Regions from separate parts of the Homo sapiens genome. Here region 2 is linked to region 1. A link is a loop called in an ENCODE intact Hi-C map of the cell type or tissue named here. Cell type or tissue: HCT116. All regions are shown on one strand. Links, peaks and the distances in the headings refer to the core of each region. The heading gives the core; the rest is flanking DNA. Region 1 overlaps AP3S1 (adaptor related protein complex 3 subunit sigma 1). Region 2 has its middle 17 kb from the start of COMMD10.

What was found. A loop is a pair of places that touch in the nucleus more often than their neighbours do. Peaks named below come from ENCODE experiments on the same cell type or tissue, not always from the same donor. Only the 100,000 strongest peaks of a DNase experiment are listed, where the experiment ranks them.
Region 2: a loop joins it to region 1, with 3 times the contacts of the local background. A loop is called at or near these places in 36 of 110 quality-filtered maps.

The regions. Positions count from the first base shown.
Region 1 is chr5:115,845,018-115,850,402 of GRCh38, reverse strand. The region is part of intron 1 of AP3S1 (adaptor related protein complex 3 subunit sigma 1); the gene reads right to left. Among named protein-coding and RNA genes, the nearest start is that of AP3S1, 5.8 kb to the right of the region's middle. In HCT116, for the core only: no CTCF peak of the experiment used is centred there; a DNase peak (open chromatin) is centred at 2,932; H3K4me3 peaks cover 2,591 bases; H3K27ac peaks cover 5,000 bases.
Region 2 is chr5:116,065,187-116,070,571 of GRCh38, reverse strand. No RefSeq gene overlaps it. Among named protein-coding and RNA genes, the nearest start is that of COMMD10, 17 kb to the left of the region's middle. In HCT116, for the core only: a CTCF peak has its summit at 2,338 (motif pointing right); a DNase peak (open chromatin) is centred at 2,321.

The DNA of each region.
Region 1 (5,385 bases), core at 151-5,150:
ACACTTGCAACTGTTAAAATGATAAATTTTGTTATATATTTTTTACTACAATAAAATTTATTTTATAACCCTTTCATGTCACACTAAGATATATTAATGACAGGAAATAGGATATGTATGCGGTAGAATCAACTAGTACTCTTCCTCAGTAAGCACAAGGTAATCAAAACAATTCAGTGGGTCTGGAATATTAAAAGATAGCCCTTTCCTCCTGAGTAACAAAGAGAACTGTGACTGACAGCAAGTGATTCTTGTAATTACACCAGGCTTGCAAGAGTGGAAAAATGTAAATGCTTTTCAGTACAATAGAGGTGGGTCTAGTGGGCTTCACATAAACTCTATTCACATATAATTAAGACAATAAGCTAAGAAAAAAATGGTTTTCTTCTTGAGTTCTGTTACTTCACAGGTGACTTACGAAAGCTTGATCACAGGTCTCATTGATAGAGAGGCTATACAGAACTGGAGCACTCATGTTTTTTGTTTCCTTTGTTTTTGTTTTTTTTTTAGAAGACAGGGGCCCTGCTATGGTTGCCTAGCATAGCCTCAACTCCTGGGCTCAGGCAATCCTCCCACCTTACCCTCCCAAGTAGCTGGGACTATAGGCACACACCATGCCTGGTTTTGATGCACTGACTTTTACCTTCATTCACTGGCCTAGCAACACCTTCTTTACAGAGCCTAACAATAACTGGGTAGAGAAGAAAGTAACCAATCAGAGGAGAGCCTCACTGCCCCTTCTGCAGAGGCACTGTTTAAATGGCAAAATGCAAGTGTGATTCAAAGAGGAGTATCTCCTCTTGTGGAGAACATGCTGGGCATGATGTCATCAAACTGAATTATGTCAAGAAGGGGCATGGTGTGGCATACAGGCATGATCTGTCCCCATCGTTCTCTTTAGCTTTATCTCCTGCCTCTCTTCCCCGTGATTTCTCAGCTTGCCTTCTTGCTATTCCTGAACACATCAAGTGTGGTCCCATTTGAGGGACACTGCACTTCTTTCTGCCTGAAACATTCTTTTCTTTACTGTTTTCATATTCTTCCTCTCTTATCTCATTCAGTTTTCCTCTCAAATGTCAGGTCGTCAAAGAGGTATTCCCAATGACCCTATCTAATATAGGCTTTCCTCCATCAAGCTTTATTCCCTTATACTGTTTCATTTGTCTTCAGACTAATTACAATCTTAAATAATTTACTGCCTATCTCCTATCACCAGAATGTAAACCCACAGGGCAAGGGTGACATCCGTCTTACTTATCACTGTATTACTAGTGCTTAGAATAGGGCCATACAAACAACAAATAAATACTTGAAAGAATATGGACAGGAAAAGAGAAAGAGTGTAATGGAGAGACAGATCAGAAAGTATCCAGAAAGACCACCCCTCTTCCCAGAGGCCTATCTCTAGAAGGCCTAGTCAGAGGCCTAACTCTACAAGGGCTTCCTCCACTTGGAATCTTAAGAAAACAGTTATTAGCTAGAATTGTCCTTTATTCACTTCAATATCCTTCTAAGAGTTGCTTGATTCTTCAGCAAAGAAAGCTGTTTTAACTATATTGTACTTCAAAGGATTTGATGAGAGGAAAGCTGAAAAGGCAGATGGGTGAGGAAAAAATGTGTTTAGTTAGCCTAATGTGACAGTTTTATACAACAAGAAGTTGGAAGGGGACTGGGCCCTCTAGATGGTAACAACTCAGAATCACCTTGAATTATAAAACAGCAGTGACAAAATCCATAATCCACAGGTACAAAAAAGACTAAGTGCTAAAGGTAAGAATGAACTCTTGACTTTCAAACAAAAATTAGCAAAGATTTCCTTTCAGAACGAAAAAGACAAGGACACTGATAACCTCAGGTTACACAGGTAAGTTTAATTTTATACAAAAGAAAGATATATACACATTTCTTAGGACATGCAAATTATTAATGTGCTATTACCATATACTGTCTTTTTTAAATTTTAACAAGAGAGTGGCTGAACATTAACATATTCAGTTATCTTAAAGCCACAATGTTTAATAAATCCATCATCAGCTTCAAAGCATTTATTTGTGTTATTAATGTCTAAAAGGTATATCCTATTCACTGGGACATTCTGAAAAGAAAAATAAAGACCGGGGGGAAATACACTAAGTGTTAATAATTATCTGTGTGTGGTAAAATCAAGAATGACCTTAGTGGCCTTAATATTTAATTTTCCACAGTCACAAAAAAAGAAACTTACTTAAAATTGAAAACAACTTTGCTAAAGAATATAATATAGGTACGTCACGTAAGGCCTTCTTTTAGAAAAGCCATGAAATGACCTATAACATTGTCCTATTTATAACACTTACCTCATAACCAAAAATCATTTTAACTTTGAAGACTTTATTTCCTCCTTTACAATTAAATATTCAAAAGGTTTAGTCTTAATTTTTAAAAAGCAAGTTTTCCAGCATACTCCACATAAAAACTGTGAACGTATAAGCATTTGGGTTTTTCGAGGATACTTTGATATAAGGAAAACCTGAAATTAAGATCTATTGTGACACAGGTTCAGTATTGCATATTACAAGGAACTATTCCTGATATTAACAACCTCAGAAGCAATCTAAAATTTCAGAAAACTAATATATATTAAAAGCTAATAAAGAGGGAATAGTGGTGATAGACATGTTAGTTAGCTTGATTTACCCATTTCACAATATATACATATACAAAAATAACATGTACACGGTAAATATATGTAATTTTTTTTTGTCATCTATACCTCAATAAAAACATATATTTTTTTAAATTTGTTGAGACAGGGTCTCCTCTGTCACCCAGGCTGGAGCGCAATGGCGCAATCTCAGCTCATTGCAGCCTTGATCTCCGGAGCTCAGTGATCCTCTCACCTCAGCCACCTAAGCAGCTAAGACTATAGGTGTGTGCTAACATGACTCACTAATTTTTGTATTTTTGGCATAGAGACAGGGTTTTGCCACGTTGCCCAGGCTTGTCTTGAACTCCTGGGCTCAAACAATCCTCCCATCTAGGCCTCCCAACGTGCTGGGATTACAGGCATGAGCCACTGTACCCGGCCATAAAAATAAATATTTTTTTAAAAGTTTAGAAGAAGAAATAGCAGACCCTTGTTTGCCTACCCACCATCCACTCCTTTCTTTCATCTTTCCAACAGAATATCCATTTTATTCCCGTTTTCACTCTCATCTTCAGCTCCAATCCAAAGTTGGATGTTGATTAGGGTAAGAATATTGGTCTTGGGTGGGTCTAACCAGAATGAAGGGAAAGACACAGTCCAGGACTGCAGAAACAGATGGTTGTCTCTTTCTGAATTGAACTGATTACCAAAGGAGAAAAACAGCCTTTGGATAATAGTAATTTTGTGATGAGTAAAGCAGAGAAAGAGAAAGAAATTGGATCTACAATAAAGTCATTGATTTGCTGAATCAAATACTTTTGGAATCGGTCTACTACTCTGCACTTCCTATAATGTACCTAACATAGTTCTTTCCAAGCACTTGAGTCAGGCTACATAAAACCCAATTTATGCAGACAAACGCATTATAACTAATATGGAAGGAAACCAAATCGTATGGAATTTTCTTCTTAACAAAAAGCTGAAATGCCGTGTGTTAGTATGTGTTAACACCCTCATACTCAGGAGTGTTGATAATTCTATCTTGATCACAGACATAAGTTTAATTATCCCATCTGCCACAACGTCTTAATAGTCACTAAAAAAAGACATGAGTGAACATGGATGGATCTTTTTAAGGGATATTTTTAAAAGAAAAAAGAAGTTATCTATACTTTCAACACTTTGTATTTTTATGTTAAGATTTAAAAAAAAAAAAAAAAACGAGAAAGAAGAATCTTAGAGTTCCTCCTAAGGCTTGCATTTGGTTAACAGTTTAATTAAATACAGTTTATTAAAAAAATTGAGGCAACTCATATAGGTTAATTTGAAATTTTTCCTGCTTGCACTTAATATGTGTGTGGTGTGTACACACACATGCATACATACACACAGTATTTTATATCTGAAGAAACAACTAAGATAATTCACACAAAAGAAAGACATTTCCACTTTATAAAAGTAATTCACAGGCCAGGCATGGTGGCTCAGATCTGTCATCCCAGCACTTTGGGAAGCCAAAGCTGGAGGAGTGTTTGAGGCCAGGAGGTTAAGACCAGCCTGAGCAACATAGTGAGACCTTTTCTCTATAAAAAAAGAAAAATTTTTTAAAAGTAATTCACCAGAGGATACACTATGGAATCACAACCGAAGGGATTTTTTTGTTTGATAGCTATGTAAAAATATATTTAGTTTATAAAATATAAGTCTCATTAGTTATTTACAGTAATGCACAAATACTGTCAGGTAAGTATTAAAAGACTAAAGGTTACTGTTGTCAAGTCGCTGAAGCTAAGTATCAACTTAAAAAGACAAACCAAGCAAAACATTTGAATTTGTGCAGTCATAGACCAAGGATATAGAAGGCAAAAACGAAAAGGGATGCATTTTGAGTCCAGACTTGAATTTTTTTTTTTTTTTTTTTTTTTTTTTTTTTTTTTTTTGAGATGGAGTCTCACTCTGTCACCCAGGCTGGAATGCAGTGGCACGATCTCAGCTCACTGCATTCTCCACCTCCCCAGGTTCAAGCAATTCTCCTATCTCAGCCTCGAGCGAGTAGCTGCACTTATAGGCGTGCGCTACCATGCCTGGCTAATTTTTGTATTTTTAGTAGAGATGGGGTTTCACCATGTTGGCCACACTGGTCTTGAACTCTTGACCTCAGGTGATCCGCCTGCCTTGGCCTCCCAAAGTGCTGAGATTACAGGCATGAGCCATGGCACCCAGCCCACACTTGAATTCGTAATGTCTGACTCTAGCAGAATGAACCAAAACTTCTGTTTAGCAAAACAGGTGCGCAACTTCCTATTTCTCACATATAACAGCTTGGAGCCACAATCGAATCTAACAATCTATTACAGCATGAAATGGAAATGTGCACTGTTAAAGGGCAGAGATGAATATGTAAGTTGTTATATTTGAGGGAGATAAATGAGGAATGAAAATGAAGTGCAGTAGGATAAACTTGTTGGCAAATGGTTAAACATTTTTTAAACTGCTCAGTGTTAAACGATTACTGTTGGACTCAAACCTCAGCATCCTGCCAGTATATGGAATTGTTAGCTCAGTCACACCTCTAGATATTGTTTAATAAATTAAACTCAATATTTTTATTCATATTGGACATATACTTCTTAGAGACCCCTTAAAACAGAAACAGCTGAGTAACACATATGCCATCATTACTTTTATGCTAAAGGCAGAGATTCTTAAAACCTCTAGTTAGTGAAGGACTACATTTTAAGAGATAGAAGGAAACTCAG
Region 2 (5,385 bases), core at 320-5,319, 220 kb before region 1:
AACTTGGAACAACACTGAAGAGCCATTTCCAATTCGCAGCTCCTGGGGGGCCAGCTGAGGGCTTATTGTGACTGCATTGCAGCCCAATCTCTCCCTCTACCCAACCCTGTTTCCCTTCTATCCCTTCTAAGCATTCAACTCAACAGCACTCAACTTCCTGCTTGTGAATCTCATCTCAGATTCTGCTTCCTGAGGAATCTAACGTGCAACAGGGATTTCTTGCTGGACAAACTAACCAAGAAGATTATTATTCAATGATTGCTTAAAGCACTTGAAGACAATTATGTTGGCGATGAGGATGCTGGTGGTGGTGGTCATAGGACAACAAAGGAAAGGAAAAGATTTTGTCTGACAGACTCTCAAATTCTATTTATACAAGGAGTCAGTATTTGAAAAAGTAAAAATGATAACCAAGATGATATGGTTGAGATGGGGCCTGACTATGTTGCCCAGGCTGATCTCAAACTCCTAAGCTCAGGGAGTCTGCCTGCCTAAGCCTCCCCAGTAGCTGGGATTACAGGCATGCACCTCCATGCCTGTTAATAATCAAATATTTTAATGTAAATAATTTATGCTACTATTTAGGAAACCTAGAGGACCTTTTGTAACCACACCTATTTTACTTTACTTTCATATGCGCTTAACATGTAATCCAGGTTGTCTCTTACCATTATCCAGCATGCATTTATTGAATATCTACCTTGTGCCAAGCTCTGTGCTAGGGATCTTGCGCTTAAAAAACACAATCCCTTCTCCTAAGCTTCTAAGGAACTTACACATCAGTATGAGGCCACAAAACAACAGTGAAGTGAAAAAGTGTCATGATTCATCTGAATACAGGGCACTGTGGATGCTCTGAATACGTAACGATAGCCATCATTTATCAAGTTATGTTTGCTGTGTACCCAGGATTGTTTCTGATGCTTTACAAGCATTATCTCATTAAATCTCACAGCAATCTCCTTTTAGATTCTTGCATATACCATCACAGTAAGTGATTACACCCTTACCTCTTTCACATTTGTCTTGTTGTTTTAACTAGTCTGACACCTGGCAGTTCAGCTCTCTCCCCCAGCTCAGCAAAGTTTCTGATGGTTGGTCCCTGCTTCATGATGTGTGGCTACCCAGCTCATAAAACTGGCCTGGTGCCTTTTCTTCCTGAGGCCAACCTTTTCTGCATTTTCTTAGATCTAGTGCCCCCCACCCCCCTTTTTTTTTGCTTAAATTAGCCAGAGCTGTTTGCAGTTGAAAGATCCCAGCTGACGTAAACAATAAGTGTATGATCACATGATCATTAAAAGCCAACAAAGATATAGAAAAGAGAGAGATGATAATGTTTCATACAGTGCTGTTCCTAAAGAACCCAGGGAAAAGGGATCCATCCCAATTGACTGTCCTTTAACAGGAGAGAAAGTTGTTTCACTGAAACTACAAGAGTGGAGGCAAAAAAGAGGTATGGATAGAGACTCTTAGTAGGATTGGGGGCAGGAGAAAAAATCAGAATGTCAAAGTTATGTATCGGATGGTCTCTATCATTTCCAAGAAAACAGCAATATTGAGAAGAGGATAAAGAAGTCGGGAGTTAAAAAGGCCAAACGTTTAAATAGCTGCTTTGGAGAATGGCCGAGGAATTGACTGGACTGAGGGAGGCATTGTTATGGCAATATGGAATGGCATCAGTCTCTATAACTGGGTACCTTCACCACAGACAGCTTGAGAAAGAGACATAGCAGGAGTCAGGCCTTTTATCTAAAACATTTTCTAAACTTCATTTATTGTGCTAAATGTATCCTTTTTTAAAGTTATAATGTTATAACAGTTATAATGTTAAAGTTTTTTGAAGTATAAATTTGAAAAATTAAATTGAAAAGTTTAAATAGTGCCAGGCATGGTGGCTCACACCTGTAATCCCAGGGCTTTGGAGGACTGAGGCAGGAGGATCATTTGAGGCCAGGCATTAGAGACCAGCCTGGGCAACATAGCACTCGAGCCCTGATCTTAAAAAGTTAAATACAATTAAAAGTTAACCGGGCGTGGTGGCTCTCACCTGTAGTCCCAGCTACTCAGGAGGCTAAAGCAGGAGGATCATCTGAGCCCAGGAATTTGAGGTTACAGTGAGCTATGATTGTGCACTCCAGCCTGGGCAACAAAGTGAGACCCTGACTTTTAAAAAAAGAAACAAAATCTTGAGAAAATCATCTTTTATTCCAAAGAAAAGATAAAAATCTCATGGTACCCAGCCTTAAATAATCTTTTTGAAAAAATTCCAAATCCATTTGAAAAAGTGGTCTTGATTTTGTTCTGTGTAAAACCTAAAGTGCATATAAATGGCCAGCAGAGGGAGCCAAAACCATTCATGTATTTCCTCTGTATATCGTTTTTAGGAAAATGTATGATTAAAAATTACAAAATGCAAATAACCCTCATCATTCAAGAATATATGCAAAAATCATAGAAATCATATATTTAGTGCTACTCTATGCCAAGTACTGTTTGGAAAATTCAAAGCTAGAATGGGATTCTAAATGTGAAGCAACTGAAAAAGCATTCCTTCCTCTCACTCTCTAGGACTTTTTTGGGATTCTGTTTTTGTTTTTTTCTTTTTTCTTTCTCTAGGACTTTTTGTAGTAACTCCTGAAAAGCAAAGTAATTTCTGTTCTATTGAAGTGGGAACAATTTATGAGTTGTATGGACACTTTTCAGTTCCTATTGCTGAGAACACAATTGTTAGCAGTGTGTCGAAAAGAAACGGGAGGGCCTTAGCTCACACCTCTTAAATCAGGCTCTAGGTATCTCTCAGAAAACAGAAGGAATAGATTTTTTGTGGAAATTTATTGAAAAGCAATTTGCCGCAACTACACTATACATGTCTCTCCATTTTCTGGACAATAAGTGTATTAGTTAGGGTGTTTTGTTTATGAGTAAGAGAATCCAACTCTGACCAACTCTGGCTAACTAAGGGGGAAAATAATTTACTGAAAGAATGCTGGTTAGTAATGTCCTTTAAATAATTTATAAATAAAATTTGAGGAAAATGGTTGATATTTAAAAATGACAATGTATATATTTTATATAACTATGTTCACAAATTTGAAAATTTATATAAAATAGATAACTTATAGAAAGATATATATGTAATATGTAATACATAAGAAAAATAGAAGAAAACAGAATATAACTGTTTTAAAAACAAATGTGTTATTGAAAACCTTCCTATTAAAAAAAAGAGAGAGAGAGAAAGAAAACAACAAAAAAAAATCCCTTCAGGTCCAACTGGCCTCACTGGCAAGTTCCAATAAACATGTGAGGATGAATAGTTTCACTTGAAACAAAGGCTTGTAGAGAAAAGAAAGTGGTCACCATCTCCTTTTATGTGGCGAGCATCACCTTGACATTAAAGCCCAACAAGGACTTCCATTTGCAGAAAAATGGAGTAGGGATGCTTTTTTGCTATTCTTCTCACTACATACAGTTACAAACTCTGGACTTTACGAATAAAACAAATATAAGATGACTCTGAAAGGCAGAGAGAAGGAGGCAGACTGGTTAGGGACCTGGGACATGAGGAAGGACAGAGCAGTAAGTACCCTGGGTTTCTTTTTACTTTCTTTTACTTCATACATCTTTGGGTGTATGAAGACTGGGTAACGGAGATGTCAGCAATCCAGAAATGCCAATGGGCACAGATGGAAAAAGCTCCCAAAACCTTGGTCTCTGTAGCCAAAGAACCAAGAAATAGGCAGCCCAGCAAGACAGAAGGGTTTTAAACAATAACCCGTCTACTCCACCAACAATCACAGAAGAAAACTGTGCCCTCACTCCCACCAGCAAAGGCTGAATAGGGAACCTGGACTTCCACCCTGGCCAGGCTGTAATGAGGTACCCCAACAACGGAACACATACTCACCAACACACATCATAACTCAACCTCTGAAAGCTGAAAAGCAAATTTTTTAAAGCATTACTTCTGGGAAAAAAAAAATTCAAAGGACAGGTTTCTCTTCAGAAACATTGGAAGCTAGAAGAAAGTAGCAAAAAATGTTTTAAATGAGATCCCCAAGATCAAGAACAAGGTAAGGCTGCTTGTTCTCACCACTGCTATGAGAGTAATGGGAGGTCTTGCCAGAGTAATAATGAAAGAAATGGACAGAAAATGCGTATACATTAGAAAGGAAGAAATAAAACTGTCCCTATTTGCAGATGACAAATTCCATCTACATAGAAAATTCCAAAAAAAATTACAAAGATTTTTTTTTAAATCTACGAACAGCCTTCTAAAACTAATAAGGGACTTCAACAAAGTTGTAGGATACAAGATCAACATACAAAAATATATTTTATTTCTACATGCTATCAATAAACACTGAAATTTAAAATATGATACCATTTAGAATTGTCCGGAAAAATGAGACACGTGATTGTAAATCTAACAAAATACATATAAGACTTGTAAGCCAAAAACTATGAAATGATAATGGAAAAAACCTATAATGGAATATGGATGGAATGATAATGGAATAAATATACAAAAAGACATGCCGTGTTCATGAACTGGAAGGGAGACTCTAAGGTAATAGAAATGTCAGTTCTTCTCAAATTGATACACAGATTTAACACATTCCTATTAAAATGCTAGCAAGATTTTTTTATGGATATAGACAAGATTAATCTAAAATGTATGTGGAAAAGTAAATGAACTGTAGTAGTTAAAACGATGTTTAAAAGAAAAACAAAATGGGGAGAATTATTTTACCTAATTTTAAAATTTGCAGTTGGCCATTGAACAACAGATTTGAACTGTCTGGGTCCACATATACACAGATTTTCTTCTGCTTCAGCCGTCCCTGAGACAGCAAAACCAACCCCTTCTCTCCATCCTCCTTCTCAGCCTACTCAATGTGAAGATGACAAGGATGAAGATCTTTATGATGATCCACTTCCACTTAATGAATAGTAAATATATTTCCCCTTCATGAAGATTTTCTTAACATTTTCTTTTCTTTAGCTTACTTTATTGTAAGAATACACTCTGTAAATATATAACATACAAAATATGCATTGGTACCCCTAACCTGTGCACTGTTCAACGGCCAACTGTATTATATATCTGCCATCACAAAGACTATGTGGTATTGTCAGATGAATAGATGCATAGATCAATGTAACAGCCTAGAGAACCCAGAAATAGCCCAGCACAAGTATGGCCACCTGACTTTTTACAACAGTGCAAAAGCAATTCAGTGGAGGAAGGATAGTCTTTTCAACAAATGGTGCTGAAAAACAGTTGGATATCCATAGGCAAAAAGGAACCTCGACCTAAACCTCACATCTCACATGTCATACAAAAATTAACTCAAGGCCAGGCGCGGTGGCTCACGCCTGTAA